2 separate regions of the Homo sapiens genome follow, and region 1 is linked to region 2. The links are chromatin loops, found by intact Hi-C in ENCODE. Cell type or tissue: heart right ventricle. All regions are shown on one strand. Each heading gives the region's core, and the rest is flanking DNA. Links, peaks and the distances in the headings are about the cores only.

The links. A loop is a pair of places that touch in the nucleus more often than their neighbours do. Peaks named below come from ENCODE experiments on the same cell type or tissue, not always from the same donor. Only the 100,000 strongest peaks of a DNase experiment are listed, where the experiment ranks them.
Region 1: it touches region 2 in a loop (1.9-fold over the local background); 18 of 110 quality-filtered maps call a loop at or near these places.

The regions. Positions count from the first base shown.
Region 1 is chr2:97,979,795-97,990,753 of GRCh38, reverse strand. All of the region lies in intron 1 of TMEM131 (transmembrane protein 131), which reads left to right. Among named protein-coding and RNA genes, the nearest start is that of TMEM131, 11 kb to the left of the region's middle. In heart right ventricle, for the core only: no CTCF peak of the experiment used is centred there; no DNase peak of the experiment used is centred there; H3K27ac peaks cover 866 bases.
Region 2 is chr2:97,864,540-97,875,498 of GRCh38, reverse strand. The region is part of intron 4 of TMEM131 (transmembrane protein 131); the gene reads left to right. Among named protein-coding and RNA genes, the nearest start is that of TMEM131, 130 kb to the left of the region's middle. In heart right ventricle, for the core only: no CTCF peak of the experiment used is centred there; a DNase peak (open chromatin) is centred at 5,888; H3K27ac peaks cover 3,573 bases.

The DNA of each region.
Region 1 (10,959 bases), core at 903-8,902, 120 kb before region 2:
TACAGGTAAAATTCAGTTCTGGTGCAGATGTCATGAGGAAGTCTGCTATAGTAGGACATTGAGTAACACCAGTTTTTTCTTCCCCACATGTTGCTTTTCCTTGTAACTAAAAGGAGTTGTATACACTTATCTAAACCATCACTTTTATAACTTTTTGATTTTAAGATTTTCAGATTCTCATAAAACCCTAATCTAGAGATCATGAAACTGAGGCTTAGAGAGGTTAAGTAATATACCCAGCGTGATAGGGCTGGTAAATAGTGGAGCCAGGATTCCGCCCTAAGACATCTGTCCCTTGAGCCAAACTATGTAACCCCAAATGAGCACTTCAGGAATTAGATTTTGTTATATTGTACCAACTGCAAAAAGAACAGACTTGACAGTTCATGCAAAACCCATGTATTAGTATTCAAGTAAAATGTACTTTTTTTTTTTTTCAATCAGCCACAAGCTTTCATATCACTTTCTGTTGACTTGTTAACAGTTTAAGTAATCACAGGCCATTCTGGATCATGAAGGTTCTTAAAAGGAAACCAGTGAGTGGATAATACAGGGAAATGAATATTTGGTATTCGAAGCTACTGTCTCTTTGTTCTTGATGACTTAGATACCTGGTTGTATTGCTAAGGTTAAGCAATATTGCCTTCTGTAGATACTGCTTAGCTCCAGATTGGTGTGATGAGTTAGTCTAGACTTGTGGAATATTCTCAGAAGCTGGCCCTGGACTAACAGGAGCTGGAGATAATGCAAGGGCTGGTAGTGGCATTTGCCTCGGCAGGCAGAAATCTCTCGCAGACTTCCATTAGAGGTCCAAGGGCTCCAGAAGAAGTTCAAAGGTGCTTTGTTCTTATTAGGGCATTTTGGAATTAGGTGGTCATTAGTTCTCATCTGTAGTTCCAAATCTGTTTTGTTGTTGTTGTTTTTTAATTCCCATGTGATTACTTTTAAAACCACAGATGGAGGGTTTCTAGAAAGCCTTTGCCATTTGCCTGATTGATTTTGTTGCATACAACTCTGCCGTTTTAGGGCAGAGGTTTGATGTTTAAGAGGATCTTTTAGATGGTCAGTCATGATAGAGTATGAAACCTACGTTTTTATTTATTTTCATTTATTTATTTTCTAGAAACTTGGTGAAAAAAACACATAACAAAATACTTAACCATTTTTATATGTACAGTTCAGTGGTGTTAAGTGTATTCACGTTGTTGTGTAGCAGATCTTCAGAACTTCTTCATGTAAAGCTGGAAGTCTATACCCATTAAACAACTTCCTATTTCTCTCCCTACCCTTAATCCCCACCCCCAGGCTCCTGGTAACCACCATTCTACTTTCTGTGTTTATGAATTTGACTACTTTAGATACTTCATATAAGTAGAATAATGCAGGATTTGTGACCTGCTTATTTTACTTAGCATAATATCTGTAAGGTTAATCCATGTTGTAGGATGTGACAGTTCCTTCCTTTTTTTTTTTTTTGTTTTGTTTTTTGAAATGATGTTTTGAGAATTTATTTACAACCATTGAACACGGATGATTTTGTAAAACTGACAATTACAGGCTCCTTAAACTCACAACATACATATATTTCAATATTTAAATAGCCTGTTTTCTTCAAAAGTAATTTTCTGCTTTTTCATAAAAATATAAAAAAGACAACATTTATAGTTCCTTCCTTTTTAAGGTTGAATTATATTCCATTGTATGGATATACCACATTTTGTTTATCCATTCATCCATCCGTGGACACTAGGCTTGCTCCTACCTCTTGGCTCTTGTGACTAATGCTGTGAAGTTGAGTATGCAAATATCTCTTCAAGACCCTGGTTTCAACTATTTTGCATATCTACCCAGAAGAGAGATTTCTGGATCATGTGATAGTTCTATATTTAATTCCTTAAGCAACCACCACATTTCCATAGTGGTTGCATAATCTCAGAATCCCGTGAATAATGCACAAGGATTCCAATTTCTCCATGCCCTTGCCAACAGTTGTTTTTGTTTTGTTTTGTTTTGATAGTGGTGTGAGGTGCTATCTCATTGTGGTATTGATTTGCATTTTTCTAATGATTAATGATATTGAGCGTCTTTTCATATCCTTCTTGGGCATTTGTATATCTCCTTTGGAGAAATGTCTATTCACGTCCTTTGCCCACGTTATATTCAGGTTTTGTTGTTGTTGTTGAGTTATAGGAGTTCCTTATATATTCTGGATATTACCCCTTATCAGATGATTTGCAACTATGTTCTCCCATTTGGCAGGTTGCCTTTTCACTCTGTTGATCATATTCTTTGAACAAAAGTTTTTGTTTGATATAGTTACTTTTGCTTTTGGTGTCATATCCAAGATATCATTGCCAAATCCAATGTCATGAACTTTTTCCCTATGCTTTCTCCTAGGCATTTTATAGTTTTGGGTCTTATGTTTCGGTCTTTAACCCATTTTGAGTTAACTTTTATTTATGGTGTAAGATAAAGGGTATAACTCTATTCTTTTGCATGTGGATATCCAGTTTCTCCAGTTCCATTTGTTGAAGAGGCTGTCCTTTCTTCACTGAGTAGTCTTTGTGTCCTTGTATGAAAATTAATTGGCTATATATGCAAGGGTTTATTTCTGGACACTTTATTCTGTTTAACTGCTCTGTGTGTCTGTCTTTATGCCAGTACCAGACTATTTTGAATACTATAGCTTTGTAATATGTTTTGAAATAAGGAAATGTGAGACCTCTAACTGTCTTCTTCCTTTTCAAGATTATTTTGGCTATTTGGGGTCCCTTGAGATTCTGTATGAATTTTAGGATGCACTTTTCTACTTGCCTTGGGATTTTGGGATTTTGATAGTGATTGTGTTGAACCTATAGATCACATTGGGTAGTATTGATATCTTAACAGTATTTTAACCCATAAACTTGGGATGTCTTTCCATTTATTTGTGTCTAATTTTTTCAGCAGTGTTTTGTAGTTTTCAGTGTACAAATCTTTCACTTCCTTGGTTAGGTTTATTCCTAAGTATTTTATTCTTTTTGATGTCATTGTAAATAAAACATGCATTTTTGAACTAATGATTTTAATCAGTGTATCATTAATAGTTGTAAATACATAGTTTTTAGTAAACACTCCATATTTGAAACAAGAAAAAATGCTGCGTACTTAAGGTATTTCGTTAATTACCTGCCTATAAAATGAAAGACATTTAAGCCCTCGTTAGTTCTAACAGTTTGTGACTTTTTTTTGTTTTTGTTTTTTTGTTTTTTTGAGACAGAGACTCACTCTGTTGCCAGGCTGGAGTACAGTGGTGCGATCTCAGCTTACTGCAGCCTCTGTCTCCCGGGTTCAAGCGATTCTCCTGCCTCAGCCTCCTGAGTAGCTGGGACTACAGGTGTGTGCCACCACGCTCAGCTAATTTTTGTATTTTTAGTAGATGAGGTTTCACGGCCAGGATGGTCTCGATCTCTTGACCTCATGATCCACCTGACTTGGCCTCCCAAAGTGCTGGGATTACAGGCATGAGCCACTGTGCCTGGCCAATTTGTGACTATTTTTTAAATCAGTTATAATGATTGCAAAGTGATATGGCAGTTTGGTTCTTGAAAGCTGATTTTTTCTGTATAGTTCTAGTATTACATTTGGATCAAAGGATGTGCTAGTTAAAAACTGTCTTGGCAGTGAAGTTTGAGAAATAGCATAGCCAACTTTATGGATTCAGGTTAATTAGTGGTTTGTATTCATGGTATGGCAAGGGCCCTACATGGATTTTCTTTTTAGAGCATGATTAAACTGGGAGCAGAAGATTTTCTAGGCAATTATTCATGGTACAAAGGTGCTCTGTGAAACCTAACTGTATTTATAAAGATCTTTGAGATAGTTTATGTTTGTCATTCCAAAAGTTATTAGGTAGAGCAGTGTACAAGAGAGGGTAGTGTGCTTTCAAACCTTTGGGCGAAATTGGACCACCTTTAGAAATGCTTCTATGGATTGGTGACATGGGCTCATCTGAAGTATTGCTTCTTGATTAGCAAATGGGAAATGAAGTAGTGGTCAGCACTACCAAGAGGTAATGTCTCTTTCAGAATGGGTGCAGCAGTGGTTATGTTTCAGATATAGGGGAGTTCTTAGGTATTTAGGGGTCCACCTCATTATTCTGGGTGGCTTCTGTTGAGTTATGGCTGGGCATGAAAATAGGTTACTGAGAATTGTTTTGAAGAGAGATGTAGGAAGGAAAAAACAGGCAAGGAATTAGGTCCAGTTTTATTGGAATCCTAGAAATTCTTGTTTAAATTGATTGTAAGAATAAAACAGATTATAAAATGCAGATTAATAAATGGTGAAAAACTGTAACCAGTCAAGAACTAACATGAGTCATCCATGTTTTGGTCTCTGTTCCTTCCTCATCTCTCTTCCCTCTCCTCACTCTTTTCCTGCCCCTATTCCCCATTTAAAAAAATAGATACTGCCAATAGTTTTCTTCAAAGGCAATCAATTCACATCTCAACCATACTGTATGCATGTGCTTACTTCCCCACACTGGCTGTTACTCTTTTCTTACCAGTCTACCAATAAAGTTGTCACGTTGTTTTAATTTATTTTAAAACAATTACTACTAAGACTGAATACTTTTATACATTTGCGACCATTTGTATTTGTGTTTGATCAGTCTTTTGTCAGTTTTCCCATTGATGTTTGAATTTTTCTTTTTGACTTAGTCTTTTGACTTTAAGGATTTAATATTTTTCTGAGTTTCTATTTGCATTTGAATTTTTTATTTTCTATTATTTTTATACCTGTCAGGCAACTCTCTTTTTTTTTTTTAAATGGTTTCTGCCTTTCTGATACCTTAACACCCCTAAAGATTATATATTCACCAATATTTTATGTCCGTGCTTCCATCTTTAAATGCAAATCTCTATTTCTTCAGTCCGTTGGCATCAGGTAGAGAATCTGTTTGTCCTCAAATCATTAGTCAGTTGCCTTAACACCACTTATTGAATTATATACAGTATTTCCTTTCATTCAAATTCTGTTATGTACTGGGATCTATTTCTTGATTTTTTTTTTCCCAGGGTATTTTTTTTTCTCATGTATATGTCTATGCATTTGTACATTTCTGTTTTAACTTTATTTTAGGTAATATAGCTTATTTATACATTTCATTAGCTGGCTTGGCAGGTCATCCCCTCTCCCTAAATGATTATTCTTCAAAAAGCAGTTTCTTATCTATCTTGTTTTTATTCCCTATGAATCCTCAAATCATTTTGTAAAGAAAATTTAAAGTTGCTATTTGCTTTTTGGTTACAATTACATTAAAACGTTAGATAAATTTGGAATTTGACATCTTTATAGGGTTTTCCATTTTGTTTGTCTTTCTCCTAAGTCTGTGTGTGTGTGTGTATATATATATATGTATTAAGTAAAACTGTATGAAATTATAATTTTTGTCAGTCCAACATAATTAACAACTTATTCAATCTAATATTAATATGTATGTTTTTATGCATTATTGCTTTGGCTAGAGCTTCAGAACATTGTTAAATAAGAGTGATGAAAAAGCAGGCATCCTTATGTTTTTCTGTTTTTTTAAGAGAAAAATACCTTAAGTGTTTCATTGTGTAGTATGATTGGGGTAGTTGGTTGAAGTTAGATGTTCTTAATAATAGGAAATTTCTTATATTTTTAAAGAGTTTTAGTTTTAAGAGTTATTAGGGACAGCTACTACATTTTATCCCATGGAGTTATTTTATGACCTTTTTACCTTAAGCTGTAGGAGCAGTCCTCTTAGCTGCACTGAACTCTCTTGGTGAATTTATACCCATGTCTGTTTTCCCTCTAGTAAACTCGTCCAGGGATACCCATTGGACTTGGGCTGCCTGCAGCTGCCAGGCTATACTCACACACTTCCACATTTGCTCCATTTAGTTAATGTGCATATTTTTATATTGTGGTTTTGTTTTTAACTAAAACTCTTTTTAAAAAGCTATTATATCGATATGATCCCTCATGAGTATTGATGTATCAATATATAGTAATTATTATAGTAATATATCATTATATATAATATATATTAATAATCCCTCATGAATAGATTAATGCCCTCCCCAGGGGGATGGGGAACTAAGTTCTCACATTTAATTTCCAAGAGAGTTCACCTGAGACCTGGTATTAAAATGAGCCTGTCACCACCCCCCTTGCCGCCATGTGATCTGCACACTCCTTTGCCTTCTAGGAGTGGAAGCAGCCTGAGGCCCTCAGCAGAAGCAGATGTTGGTACCACACTTCCTGTACAGCCTGCAGAACCATGAGTCAAGTAAACCTCTTTTCTTTATAAATTACCCAGCCTCCAGTACTCCTTTAAAGCAACTCAAATGGACTGAGACATCAGTTTGCTGTCAATTAATTTGATATTTAAAAAAAAAATACCAAGAAAACTTCTTATGGAATTAGGAAAGTTGCTGTTAAATTTTCTATGAAAAAATGAAAATGTAGAAATACTGGGAAAATTCTGGAAAAGTTATGAGGAATGACTAGCACAAGCAGTTATTAAAACTTGCTCTTAAACTATTATGTAATTGGTATAATTAGAATAAGTACTGGTATATAAATAGACAAATTAATGGAATAGAATAGAAATTCTAGTAATAGACCTAAGTATATATGGTTTATGTTAACCTACTTTTCTTCTGGGAGTCTGGAACTTTGGTATGTGTTAGGCAGAGGGGTACCGTGTGGCTAGCCCCAAGTAAAAACCTTGGGACTCTGTGTTAGTTTCCTATTGTGCCTGTAGCTAATTATCACAAGTTGAGTGGGTTAAAACACAAGTCTATTCTCTTATCATTCCAAAGGGCAGAAGTCTAAAGTCAGGGTGTGTGGCTGACTGCCACAGTTATGGTTTGAGACAATCATTACAGCAGTTAACTCCTGTTATTGCTTGAGACTGTCATTACTGCAGTTACTACTGGAGACCATCATTACAAGACTGAACGAAGGGACGAACATAGAAATGAAAAAAGACAAAAGAAACTGTTTTAAGGAAAGGCAACATGGGGAGAAGAGGAGAGCTCCCTGCTTCTAGTGATCAAAGGCAGCCCCCTTGAGCTTCTACAGTCCTTTCGTATTTATTGGGTAAAGAGCAAGGAGGAGGAGGTAACCATTGGTCAGCTGCTTAATTGATCACAGGTTCATGTTGTTACTGACAGGCTTCAGTTATGCCTAATCATGAGAAACATTTGTGCAGCCTCCATCTCCTTTTTGTTTTTAAATTAATTGAGCAAGACAATTGCAGATTATGCAGCCCTTAGTGGCGCCTAGACAGGAACTTGAAGGGACTATCAGGGACAAAAAGGGACCTGAAGAGAACTGAAGAGACCCGAAGAGACCTGAAAAACTAGTTCAGGCCATGATGGGAAGAGGGGGTCGGACATGTCTCATTATACCCTCCTCCCTTTGGAATTCAGGCACCACTTGTAGCTGACTGTCACTGCTACTACTTGAGACTGTCACTACAGCAGTTTCTACTGTTACTGTCTGAGACCGTCATTATGAGACTGAACGAAGGCACAAACGTAGAAATGATAACAAAAAACAAAAGTAATTTTTAAGGAAAGGCTAGCATGGGGAAGAAGAAGAGAGAAGAAAAGAATGAAAGGGCTCCCTGCTTCTAGTGAGCAAAGGCAACCCCTGAGCTTCTACAGCCCTTTTGTATTTATTGGGTAACAAGAGCATGGAGGAGGAGGTAACGATTGGTTGGCTGCTTAATTGATCACAGGTTCATATTATTACTAACAGGCTTCAGTTGTACCTAATTACAAGAAACATTTGTGTGGCCTCCAACAAGGGTGTTGGGGCTGTGCTCTTTCTGTAGGCTTCAGGGGAGAATCTTTTTCTGTCTTTTTTAGCTTCTAGAGGCTTCCTGAATTCCTTGGTTCATGGCCTCTGACATCACCCTTTTCCTAATCCAAACATCTTGCATATCACATTCTGTTCCTCTGAGTGTGATTATTAATATATTTGGCCCATCTGACTAATCTGGGATAATCTCCCCATCTCAAAATCCTTAATTTAATCACATCTACAAAATTCCTTTTGCCATGTAAGGTAACATTCACAGCTTCCTGGGATTAGGACATGGACATTTTGGGGAGTCATTATTCAGCCTACCACAGACATTGAGTTTCTAATGAGCTTTCTTGATAGATGTGACACCAAAAGCACAAACAACAAAAGGGGAGAAAATAGATAAAGTAGACATCAAAATTTGAAAGTTTTGTGCTTTAAAAAGCCCTATAAAGAAAGCAGAAAACCCACAGAATGGAAGAAAAATTTTCGCAAATCATGTATCTGATAAAGGGATATGTATCTAGAATGTATAAAGAACTCATAACCTCAGTTACAACAGACAGTGCAATTAAAAAATGGGCAGGGGATCTGAATAGGCATTTCTCCTAATAAAGATATATAATAAACGTATGAAAAGATGCTCTACATCATTAGCTATCAGAGAAATACAAATGAAAACCAAAATGAGATTCCATTTCACACCCACCAATATGGCTACGATCAAACAGATGGATAATAAATGTTGGCAAGGGTGCGGAGACATTGGAATGTCTTGTTGCTTTATGGGTAACATAAGATGGTGCAGCTGCTTTGGAAAACAGTTTGGTAGGTCCTGAAAATACGGAGTTACTGTATGACCCACAGTTATGCTCCTTAGTATATACTCCAAAGAAACGAAAACACAAAAACTTGCACATAAAAACTTGTGCAGGAACATTCATAGCAGCATTATTTATAGTAGCCAAAAAGTGGAAACAACTGAAATGTTTGAAGAATAGATCAAATGGAATATTATTCAGCCATAGAAATGAGTGAAGTATTATTATGAATGCTTGTTACAACACAGGTGAACCTTGAAAACATTGTGATAAGTGAACAAAGCCACTCACAAAAGACCATATAAGACCATAGAAGCCATTTATATGAAATGTCCAGAATAGGCAAATCCACAGAGACAAAATAGATAACATGGTTGTCTAGAACTATGGAGAGCAGTGTAGGGAGTGACTGATGATGGGTACAAGGGTTTTTCTTTGGGATGGTGGTTGAACAACTCTGAATACACTGAAAACTATGCATTATATACTTAAAATGGGAGCTGTTATTAAACAAGTTTTATTAAAAATTGATAGGCTTTTCATCTAAGGGGGAAAAAACCTAAATGAGATACCATTTCTCACTTATTTGGGTGGCAAAGTTCTAAAAGCTTCACAACACTTTCGATGAGACTGCAGGAAAGCACGTGTTCTCACACCTTGTTAGTTGGAATGCAAAAAAGATACAACCTTAATGGAAAGAAGTTTGGCACAGTGTCTAACAAAATTACATATATGTTACGGTTTTCACCTAGCAATCTCATTTTTAGGAATTGGCTGTTTTAACAATACAAATACATATATATAAGGTTATTCATAGCATGATGATTTGTGAATGAAAACTATTGGAAATGACCTAAATGCCCCTATATAGTTGAATAAATTGTTACATCCACATAATGGATCATTATGCACCTTAAAAAAGAATGAGGAAAACCTCTAGAATATGCTTTTTAGTGATTTCCAAAGTATATTGATAAATGAAAGCAGCAAGGTTATAAAGAGTGTATGTGTGTGGATAGCTACCTTAACAGATTTTTAAACTTTTTTTTTTTTTTTTTTTTTTTTTTTTTTTTTTTTTTTGGTGTGTAGTTCTGTGAGTTTCAGCACATGTATAGATTTGAATAACCACTACCATAGTCAGGATACAGAACATTTTCATTACCCTCCAAAACCTGTGCTATCTCCATATAGTCCACTTCTGACTCTTGTCAACCACTGATCTGTTATGTGTCACTGTAATTTTCTCTTTTTGAGAATGTCATATAAATGAAATTAGTGTGTATAATTTGAGATTGTATGGTTTTAAGACTGGTTTATTTTACTCAGCACAAGACACTTGAGATTCTTCCAACTTGTGTGTCTTGATAGTTAGTCTCTAATGTTGAGTAGTATTCTGTTGTATGAATATACCATGATTTATTTGTTCATCTGTTGAAATTTTGGGTTGTTTGCAGTTTGGGGCTGTTATAAATAAAGCCGCTTTGAACATTCATGTGTAAGTCTTTGTATGCACATGTATTTTATTTTCTCTCAGGTAAGTACATATGAGTGGAATGTCTGGATCCTATGGTAGCTGTATGTTTAAGAAACTGCTAACCTGTTTTCCAAAGCGGCTGTACCATTTTATATTCCCATAAGAAGTGTATGAGAGTTCCATTTCCTCCATATGCTTGCCAGTGCTTGGTATGGTCAGTCCTTTAATTTTAGCCATCTTAACAGGTGTGTAGTGGTACAGGCATTTCTCATTTTATTGCACTTTGCCTCCTTCACAGCCAATATGCTGTTTACAAATGGAAGGTTTGTGGCAATCCTGCCTGACACAAATCTATTAGCACCATTTTTCCAATAGCATATGCTCACTTCTATTTTTATGTCACATTTTGGTAAGTCTCACAATATTTCAGGCTTTTTCAGTATTAAATCTGTAATGGTAATCTGCAATCAGTGATCTTTGATGTGATTGTGTAATTGTTTTGGGATGCCCACAAACCACACCCATATGACACTGCAGGCTTAACTGATAAATGCCTGTGTTCTGACTGCTCCAACTGGCTGTTCCCCCACTTCTCGCCCCTCCTCAGGCTGTCGTTTTCTCTGAGACAACAATATTGAAATTAGGACAATTAGTAGTACTAAATAGCATCTAAGTGTTCAAGTGAAAGGAAGAGTCACACCTCTCCCTTATAAATCAAAAGCTAGATATGATTAAGCTTAGCGAGGAGAGCATGTCAAAGCTGAGAAAGGCCAAAAGCTAGGCCTCTCGTACCAAACAGCCAAGTTGTGAATGCAAAGGAGAAGTTCTTTAAGGAAGTTA
Region 2 (10,959 bases), core at 1,383-9,382:
GTTATCTTGCATATGTTGAGGAGTGTTTTCCTTCCAATTATGTGGTCAATTTTAGAATAAGTGTGATGTGGTGCTGAGAAGAATATATATTCTGTTGATTAGGGGTGGAGAGTTCTGTAGATGTCTATTAGGTTTGCTTGGTCCAGAGCTGAGTTCAGGTCCTGAATATCCTTGTTAATTTTCTGTCTTGTTGATCTGTCTAATACGGACAATAGGGTGTTAAAATCTCCCACTATTAGATTGTGTGGGAGTTTAAGTCTCTTTGTAGGTCTCTAAGAACTTGCTTTATGAATCTGGGTGCTTCTGTATTGGGTGCATATATATTTAGGATAGTTAGCTCTTCTTGTTGCATTGATCCCTTTACCATTATATAATGCCCTTCTTTGTCTCTTTTGATCTTTGTTGGTTTAAAGTCTGTTTTATCAGAGATTAGGATTGCAACTCCTGCTTTTTTTCATTTCCATTTGCTTGGTAAATATTCCTCCATCCATTTATTTTGAGCCTGTGTGCCTTGCATGTGAGATGAGTCTCCTGAGTACAGCACACTGATGGGTCTTGACTCTTTTTTCAGTTTGCCAGTCTGTGTCTTTAATTGGGGCATTTAGCCCATTTACATTTAAGTTTAATATTGTTATGTGTAAATTTGATCCTGTTATTATGATGCTAGCTGGTTGTTTGCCTGTTAGTTGCAGTTTCTTCATAGTGTTGATGTTCTTTACAATTTAGTATATTTTTACAGTGGATGCTACTGGTTGTTCCTGTCCATATTTAGTGCTTCCTTCAGGAGCTCTTGTAAGGCAGGCCTGGTGGTGACAGAATATCTCAGCATTTGCTTGTCTGTAAAGGATTTTATTTCTCCTTCACTTATGAAGCTTAGTTTGGCTGGATATGAAATTCTGGGTTGAAAATTCTTTTCTTTAAGGATGTTGAATATTGGGCCTCACTCTCTTCTGGCTAGTAGAGTTTCTGCAGAGAGATCCGCTGTTAGTCTGATGGGCTTCCCTTTGTGGGTAACCCAACCTTTCTCTCTGGCTGCGCTTAACATTTTTTCCTTCATTTCAACCTTGGTGAATCTGACGATTATGTGTCTTAGGGTTGCTCTTCTCGAGGAGTGTTGTTGTGCTGTTCTCTGTATTTCCTGAATTTGAATGTTGGCCTGTCTTGCTAGATTGGAGAAGTTCTCCTGGATAATATCCTGAAGAGTGTTTTCTAGCTTGGTTCCATTCTCCTTGTCACTTTCAGGTACACCAATCAAACGTAGATTTGGTCTTTTCACATAGTCCCATATTTCTTGGAGGCTTTGTTCATTCCTTTTTATTCCTTTTTCTCTAATCTTGTCTTTGCTCTTTATTTCATTAAGTTGATCTTCAATCACTGATATCCTTTCTTCCACTTGACCAATTCGGCTGTTGAAACTTGTGTATGCTTCACAAAGTTCTCGTGCTGTATTTTTCAGCTCCATCGGGTCATTTATGTTCTTCTCTACACTGGTTATTCTAGTTAACAATTTGTCTAACCTTTTTTTCAAAGTTCTTGGCTTCCTTGCATTGGATTAGAACATACTTCTTTAGCTTGGAGGAGTTTGTTATTACCCACCTTCTGAAACCTACTTCTGTCAGTTCGTCAAACTCATTCTCCATCCAGTTTTGTTCCCTTGCTGGCGAGGAGTTGTGATCTTTGGAGGAGAAGAGACCTTCTGATTTTTGGAATTTTCAGCCTTTTTGTGCTGGTTTATCCCCATCTTTGGATTTATCTACCTTTGGTCTTTGATGTTGGTGACCTTTGGATGGCATCTTTGAGTGGACGTGCTATTCCTTTCTGTTAGTTTTCCTTCTGACAGGCTCCTCTGCTGCTGGTCTGCTGGAGTTTGCTGGAGGTCCACTCCCGACGCTGTTTGCCTTGGTATCAGCAGCGGAGGCTGCAGAACAGCAAAGATTGCTGCCTGATCATTCCTCTGGAAGCTTCTTCCCAGAGGGGCACCTGCCAAATGCCAGCTAGAGCTCTCCTGTATGAGGTGTCTGTTGGCCCCTACTGGGAGTTTTCTCCCAGTGAGGATACACGGCGGTCAGGGACCCACTTGAGGAGGCAGTCTGACCTTCAGCAGAGCTCGAACGCTGTGCTGGGAGGTCCACTGCTCTCTTCAGAGCTGCCAGGCAGGGATGTTTAAGTCTGCTGAAGCTTCGGCCACAGCTGCCCCTTTCCCCAGGTGCTCTGTCCCAGGGAGCTGGGGATTTATCTATAAGTCCCTGACTGGGGCTGCTGCCTTTTTTTCAGAGATGCCCTGCCCAGAGAAGAGAAATCTGGCAGTCTGGCCACAGCGGCCGTGCTGAGCTGCAGTGGGCTCTGCCCAGTTCGAACTTCCCCGTGACTTGTGACTTTGTTTACACTGTGATTGTAAAACCACCTACTCAAGCCTTAGCAATGGCGGACGCCCCTCCCCCCACCAAGCTCCATTGTCACAGGTTGACCTCAGACTGCTTCTGTGCTGGCAGCGAGAACTTCAAGCCAGTGAATCTTAGTTTGCTGGGCTCCATGGGGGTGGGACCCACTGAGCCAGGCCACTTGGGTCCCTGGCTTCAGCACCCCTTTCCAGGGGAGTGAATGGTTCTGTCTTGCTGGTGTTCCAGGTGCCAATGGGGTATGGAAAAAAAAGAACTCATGAAGTTAGTTCGGTGACTGCCCAAACGGCCGCCCAGTTTTGTGCTTGAAACCCAGGGCCCTGGTGGGGTAGGCACCGGAGGGAATCTCCTGGTTTGCAGCTTGCAGAGACCATGGGACAAGCGCAGTATCTGTGCCAGAGTTCCTCAGGTTCAGTCCCTGACAGCTTCCTTTGGGTAGAAGAGAAAATTCCCTGACCCCTTGTGCTTCACAGATGAGGTGATGCCCCACCCTGCTTCGGCTCGCCCTCCGTGGGCTGTACCCACTGTCTAACCAGTCCCAGTTGGAAATGTAGAAGTCACCCGCCTTCTGCATCCATCTCGCTGGGAGCCGCAGACTGGAGCTGTTCCTGTTCGGCCATCTTGCCAGCAATTGGTTTTTATTGCGGTTGGGGAGCAAGGCTGGAGTGGGTTTGCATGATTGGAACTTCTCACTAGCTCCGAGAGAGAAGGGCTTTTTGATTGGCTTGCCCAGGTTTGGGGCTAAAGGTAAAGGGGCATCATTGGGGCTTGAAAACTATCAACAGTTGAATATCAAAAATGGAGTTAGAGTCTTTCTAACTCATGGCATCTTCTAAAAAGTATCAGGCCCTTCAGGAAGGGTGCATCTAGAATTTCCCTTGCTTCTTTCTTGACCCCAGTGCTGACTCCTGTCATTACCCTGATCATTCCTACTCTCCTGTAGAATTTGTTTCACAATAAACAGATCAAATTAGCTTTCTTTGTTTTCAGACTTTTTGTTTAAATTTATTCTTTAAGCCTACCTGTATTCTCTCTGCCCTTCCTCCCTTTCCCTCCCCCTCTTTTCTTTTCCCCCTTTCTCTCCTCTTCTCTCCTTGTAACAATCCCATGGGGCAATCTAGACACCACTGGCTCCCCTCCCATTCTCCACTCCCCCCCCGACCCCATTTTTATGCCAGTGCTGTTAAATGTTTTTCTGTTTCCATAGCAACTCCTATAATTACCTGATGGATTCTTCCTGCCTGCTATACAGACAAAACCAGTTCACTGAGACCATGGTATTGCAATAAAGAGTTTTACTAACATGAGGCCAGCCACACAGGAGATAGAGTTATTACTCAAATCAGTCTCCCTGAAGGCTTGGAGATTAGGGTTTTACAAGGATAGTTTTGTGGGCAGGGGGCTAGGGAATGAGGAATGTTGATTGGTTGAGGATGGAATCATAGGGATGTGGAATATGGTCCTCCTGCTCTGAGTCAGCCTTTGGGTGGGGGCCACAGGACCGGTTGAGTCAGCCAGTTGTCAGAAATGCAAACATCTGAAAGGATCTCTCAAAAGACCAACCTTAGGTTCTGTAGTAGTAATGCTTCCTACAGGAGTGATTGGGAAATTTAGAAACCTTATGATCTCCCAGACAATGTCCGGTTATCTCAGGCCCCTCTGATAACCCTAACCTCATGGCTTTTCATTAGTTTTCAGAAGCAGTTTCGTTTTGGGAAAGGTTATTATCATCCTTGCTTTAATGTTAAACTATAAACTAAATTCCTCCCAAAGTTAGCTTTGCCTGTTCCCAGAAATGACAAAGGACAGCTTGGAGGTCAGAAGCAAGATGGCGTCAACTATGTCAGATTTCTCTTACTGTTCTAATTTTGCAAAGGCAGTTTCACTCCAGACATTCATTGCAGGCTGTAAAAGATGCTTTGGGTAGAAACTTGGTTTACTAAAATCTTTGGCTTATATAATTATTACATTCAGAAAATCTTGATTTCAGATCTGAAGGTTAAAGTAGGTACTTCATGGCTATAAAAAAAATGGACGTTGAATAGACTATTGCTAAAAATAGATGTCTTTATTGTCAAGATAAATTTAGTTTATGAAAGGCATTTTTCTCTGATGACTTTTTGGTATTCCAAGAAAATCAAATAGGCCCCCTAAAGGGATACTTGGTGCCTCTTAGCTTTTCAATTCCTACCTACCCAATCTTTCCATAAAAGATTTTACATCAACTCCCCAGCTCAGCCTTCAATCTAAAATGTTTTTGAAAGGAGGATAGTAGTATTTTGCGGTAATTGAGTGGTACAAAGTACTGCATATTGATTTGACCCGACTTCCTGCCCAAAACTATGCTTAACAGAGTGCTGTGTCACTGTCATTCATAAGGTCTGCCTCAGGGCAGTTGCTAAGCCATTTCTTCAGCTGTTTCCTGGCACTGCAGTGTCATCTTTCTGTGGTGTAGGAAACTTGCCCTTGACCACAAAATTGCAGTTTACTTTCCAAGCTAGTCTCTAATTCATAGCTGCTGCTTTCTAATTCTTTTGAGCCTCAGACTATTCGAAAATATGGACAGTTCGTAGTTCTGCTGCAGCAGCACAGAGAACAGCTGTATGCCTGCTTCAGCTTGGTTTATAAATACCTCACACTGTCCCTTTTGGCCCTACTTCTGTCTTTGGACAGCCAGTAATGGAAACAAACAGGACCAGCACTGGCAGGCATTTGGAAATCTTTGTTTTATTTTTAAATTTTACCTGTTCAGCCAAGTAGTCATATATCCTGCTTATGATAGGCAGAATTCTAAGATAGACCAGAATTCTAAAAATTTCTGGCCTCTAATGTACCTGTACATACATTCTCCCAATTATTCAATCAAACACCAATCTAGGTGTTGCTATAGAGGATTTTGAAACTGTAACTAAGGCCCCAAATCAATTGACCTTTGAGATAGATTTTTTTTGGGTGAGCCTGACCTAATCCACGAACCTTTAAAATCTGGCTTTAGCAATCAGAAACAGAAATGTCAGGTATTTGAGGTAAGGGAGATATTGGATGCAAGAGAGTTTCTTCGTGCTGCTTTTGAAAATGGTAGGGTCATATGGCAAAAGACTGAAAGCAACCCGAATTTTATCAACAACCAGAATGAACTTAAAAGAACTTTGAGCTTCAGATGAGGACACATCTTGCTGACACCTGCATTTCCTTGTGAGACCTCGAGCAGATAAACCAGGCATTCTTACAGAATTGTAAGATAATGAACGGGCATTGCTTTAAGCCTCAAAGTTTGTGGTAATTTGTTACATAGTATAGAAAAGCAACACATTGTGAGTTTACAAATGGTCATGTACTTTCCATGGTCTAGATTCTGCTCATGTCACCAAAGGAACGGAGGATGGTGAGGAGGAAGGCAAGCTGTTCACAGACCTATGAGGTCTGTGAGCAAGTCTGTCCAAGGAGTGCCCGCTCCCTTTGCTTCCTGTGGTGTGGACTGCCCAGAGCTAGAGGCAGCCTGCCCTGTTTGAGCACGCAACGACTAAAATAGCCTGCTGATGTCCTTCCTGACAGCTTCCCTCTGTTCTTGTTACTCCAAGCTACTTTGAACAACATAAGTAGATGACTCATCTCCTCTGAGCAAGGGTTCATTCATTTCTATGGGATGTGGCCCATGCCTTTCCTCTTTGATCCCTGGAAGAAAGGGCAGGGCCAGCCTCAGAAGCATTGCAGATCAAGCATTCTGATCCACTCCTGCTTCCAGGCTCCTAGCACTTCCACACTTGTCTCTTTTCCCCACAGCCCTCTCCTGCAGGAGGCCACCTCCAATCCTGTCTTCTTGAAGGATACCCCAAATTACCTGTCCATTATGTATCCTGTCTTCTTTATCTTAGCTGAGATTGATTGTACTAAAGTTACACAAGGAAAAACATTGAGAAGGAATTCACAGGGATGTGCATGAATGGTTGCCAGTTAGCCTGAAGTCTATTTGAATTGTAAAAGCATTTTTTTTCTTAAGAAAGCATACAGTTGGTGAACTTTCAGGATGCAAGGAGGATGTTTTTATTTCTGTGCGCTGTTGTTTTCTACGTAAATGTCTATATGAAGCTTGAGGAAGAAGACTTTTATCTTCTATATTGTATCGATTGAGCTTCCTGCAGTATCGTGGCTGTAGTTTGAGGCCCCTTGTGGTTTGTACCCATTTCCCTAATTGTTTCATGGTGTCGTAACCCCACCTGGGATTGATGAGCCTGTCATTTAAAGGATCTGAGTCTCCACGGAGGCAAGAGGAATTCAACAATTTGAGTGCTTCTTGGTTTGAGGAGTTCTACTGTCTAACTCCAAATATGTTCTTACAGACCTTTTCTGGATACCTATCTATCACTGCCTCAGGACCCAAACCCTGTTCCCACTTTTTGTTGTTGTTGTTGTTCTGAACTGTTAGGCCACAGAATGATTGTGGACCTCATAATGTGCAATCTACAGAACGTCAGCCACAGAATGATTTTTGGCCAGGATTTTGCTTCCCTGGGTAAAGCAGAGAAACTCTCCTGTGGGATCCTACCTCTCCAGTGCAGTCTGTGGGCACGGCTTTCCTAGTTAGTAAAAAAAATAAAGTAACTAGCATGATGATAGACTTTAACTCTATCAATAATTGCATTAAATATACATAATCTAAACACATCAATTAAGAGACCAAGATTGTCACATTGAATAAAAAAGCGAGACACAACTAGCAGAAAACCTACATATATGTGTGTGTGTGTATATATATAAAGACATAGACAATATTTTATATATAGATAGATAGATAGATAGACATAGACAAGTTAAAAATAAAAGGATGGAAAAGATATTACCATGTAAACACTAACCAAAAGAACCGTGAAAGGGCTGTGTTAATTTGGACAAAGTAAACTTCAGAACAAGCACTATTACTGGGAATAAAGGGGGATATTACATAAATATAGAGGGGTTAATTTAGATACACAAAAATAACAACTCGAAATATGCATGCATCTAACAATGGAGCTTCCGAATACTTGAAGCAAATATACCCTTAGGGCATGGGATTTTAAGAATGGAGTAAGGAGCTCAATGGACCACCTCAACAGACAGTACTTTAACTAATGAGAATTATTTTTTAAAAAGTTATTAAAGTTGCAGGAAATTATTCATTCAAAAAAATGTTGTAAATCTTCATAAGAACAGTGGCAGTCTCTGGCATTTGGGCTACAACCTATTCTATTATGCTCCCCACCACATACCCCTCAAGCCCCAGCTCCTTGTTATAGAAGCTCCCTCTAACCCCAGTTTATACTCTGGGACTGCAGTTTCACCCTGAGAAGGGAGGGCTGCTAGCATTTCTCATCATCTCCAACTTTATGTTGCAGAAGTTCTATTTCAGGCACATTTCAGAAAGGACTGGGTCTCTCTTCACCCACCCCACTCTAGGACAGATGCTGTATCCCAGATGCAGCAGGCCTGAAACCTGGGGAACCCAATCTTGCTCACCTCACTAGTAGGATAAGTTCCACACTAGGAAGAGCAAGCTGAGAAGACCAGGGTCTACCACCCCTTCCCCAGTGACCACTACTTGTACAGCAGGGCATCACTAGGGGAAAAGCATATCAGACAACACAGACTTTAAAACCAAAAAGTTACTACAAATAAAGATGGACATTTTATGATTACAAAAGGGTCAATCCAGGGAGATATAACAATTATAAACATATATATATATAACTAATAACAGAGACTCACCCAAAATATATGAAGCAAAACTGCCAGAACTGAAGGGAGAAATACACAATGCGACAGTAATAATGACAGTCTTCAGTATCCCCATTTTCAATAATGGCTATACCATCTAGGCAGAAGATAAAGATATAGAAGACTTGGAAAAAGTATAAACCAACTTGACTTGTAGACATCTGTAGAACACCATGCTCAACAACAGAATACTTATTCAGCTCAGGCATATGTAGAATGTTCTCCAAGATAGACCATATGCTAATCCATAATACAAACACTAGTAATTTTAAATGGATTTAAACAATACAGGCTGAACATTCCTAATCTGAAAATCCAAAATGCTCCAAAATCTGAATTTTTTTGTGTGCCAACATGATGCTCAAAGGAAATGCTTATTGAAGAATTGCAGATTCTCAGATTAGGGTTGCTTAACTGATAAGTGTAATGCAGATATTTCAAAATCTGAAAAAATCTGAAATTCAAAACACTCATGGTTCCAAGCATTTCAGGTAAGAGGGATACTCGTCCTGTACAAAGTATGTTCTCTGTCTTAATTTTCTACTGAAATAAATTGGAAATCAAAAAAGTCTTGGGATAATAAACATACTCCTTAATAATCAGTGAATCGAATAAATCAAAAGGGAAATTAGAAAATACTTCGAGATGAACAAAAACAAAACATATCAAAACTTACGGGATGCAGCAAAAACATTGCTGGGAAGGAAACATATACACACCAAAATATCTCAAATCAGAAACTTAACCTTCTCCCTAAAAAAACTAGCAAAAGAGCCAACTAAAGCAAACAGAAATAATAAAAACTAGAGGAAATAAATAAAATACAGAATAGAAAAACATAACAAAATCAACAAAACCAAAAGTTGGTTCTTTGAAAAGATCGAATTGTCAAACCTTTAGCTATACTGACCAGGGAATAAACAGAAAAGACTCAAATTACTAAAATCAGGAATGTAGGAGGTGACATTACTGTCAACTTTATAGAAAGAAGATTACAGGGCAATTTTATGAACAACTGTATGCTAATTCATTAACTTAGTTGAAATGGACAGATTTCCGGAAAGACCCAAAATACACAAACTGACTCACGGAGAAATAGAAAATCTGAATAGACTTATAACAAGTGAAATGTTTGCATTAGTCATTTAAAAACTTGCCAGAAAGTGGCTGGGCACGGCGGCTCACGCCTGTAATCCCTGCACTTTGGGAGGCGAGGCAGGCGGATCACGAGGTCAGGAGATCGAGACCATCCTGGCTAACGGTGAAACCCCACGTCTACTAAAGATACAACAAAAATTAGCCAGGCGTGTTAGTGGGCACCTGTAGTCCCAGCTACTCGGGAGGCTGAGGCAGGAGAATGGCGTGAACCCAGGAGGCGGAGCTTGCAGTGAGCCGAGATCGTGCCACTTCATTCCAGCCTGGGTGACAGAGCGAGACTCCATCTCAAAACAAAACAAAACAAAAACTTGCCAGAAAGCAAGCCCTGCTCCACATAGCTTTACTTAAGGATTCTATGAAACAATCAAAGAAGAATTAATACCAATTATTCCCAAACTCTTCCAAACAATAGAAAGGGAAACAATTCCCAGCTTAGTCTGTTAGATCTGTATTACCCTAATACCAAAACCAGACAAAGACACTACAAGAAAATATAGACAAATACTTCTGCTGAATATAGACGCAAAAATCCTCCACAAAATGCTAATAGATTATAAAAAGAATCTAGTGTACACCATGACCAAGTGACATTTATCTCAAGAATGCAGGGTTGGTTTAACATTGAAAAAATCAATACAGGGAAAACCAATAATCAAGTCAATAAACACAGAAAAAACATTTGAGATAATAACATCCTTTCATGATAATAATGCCTAACAAACTAGGATAGACGGGATTTTCTTCAACCTAATAAAGAGCATCTATGATAACCTGAAGGCTGACATCGTACTTAATGGTGAAAGAATGAAAAAATTCCCCCTACATCAAGAACAACACAAGGAGATCTATTCCTGTCACTTCTCTTCAACATTCTGTTCCAAGTTTGACCATGGCAATAGACCACATTACAATCTATCACAACATTGTGTGTGTTATCCAATTAATTTACTCCAAACATATCATGTTACTTGGGTGTGTGAACTTATGAGCTACTGTCTGGTAATGCGTATTGAGAAGGGCAGAAGGCCAAGCCCTGGTCTTTGTCTCTTCTTGTGAATTTAAAAGGAGAGATAATCCCCAAAATGGAGAGCCCCAGTTCCATACATACACATAAAAACTATTGATTGCCCCATATTTGTCACCACTCTTAACTGACAATGCTTAGGCAGAAGCATCGTGGGACAAAGGTGTCTTCCTAAATCATAGTTCAGTAGCCCTAGGACTGTGGAGGACCAGAGAGAGATGTTAGAGGAGAGCATTTCAAGGGCAGCTGCTCATCAACTCCTTACCCTGGCAAGCTTTTCTATTCTAGGTTGAAGGATCTGGCTCTATCTCAAGGCAGACAGGGAAGAAAGTGGAGAATAATAAAGTTCGGAAGCCTTCTCATAGCCTAGCCTCTCGTTGTCAGCTCAGGCTGCCCATTGACACTCACTTTCCTTTGCCTGCCACTTTAAGGCAGCCTTCAGTTCTCCCAAGGGCTTCTCACTGTTTTTTGGTTATTTCTTGGAGTCAGTACCTCCCTCTAACTTCTAAATTTTTTCAGCATTATTGTTGTGGGGAAGGAAGATGGCAGGAAGAGCCAGCATGTACTAAATCACTATCTTTAAGGAACCTAAATTAGCCCCTGATTAATTTGTTGCTTTTTTTT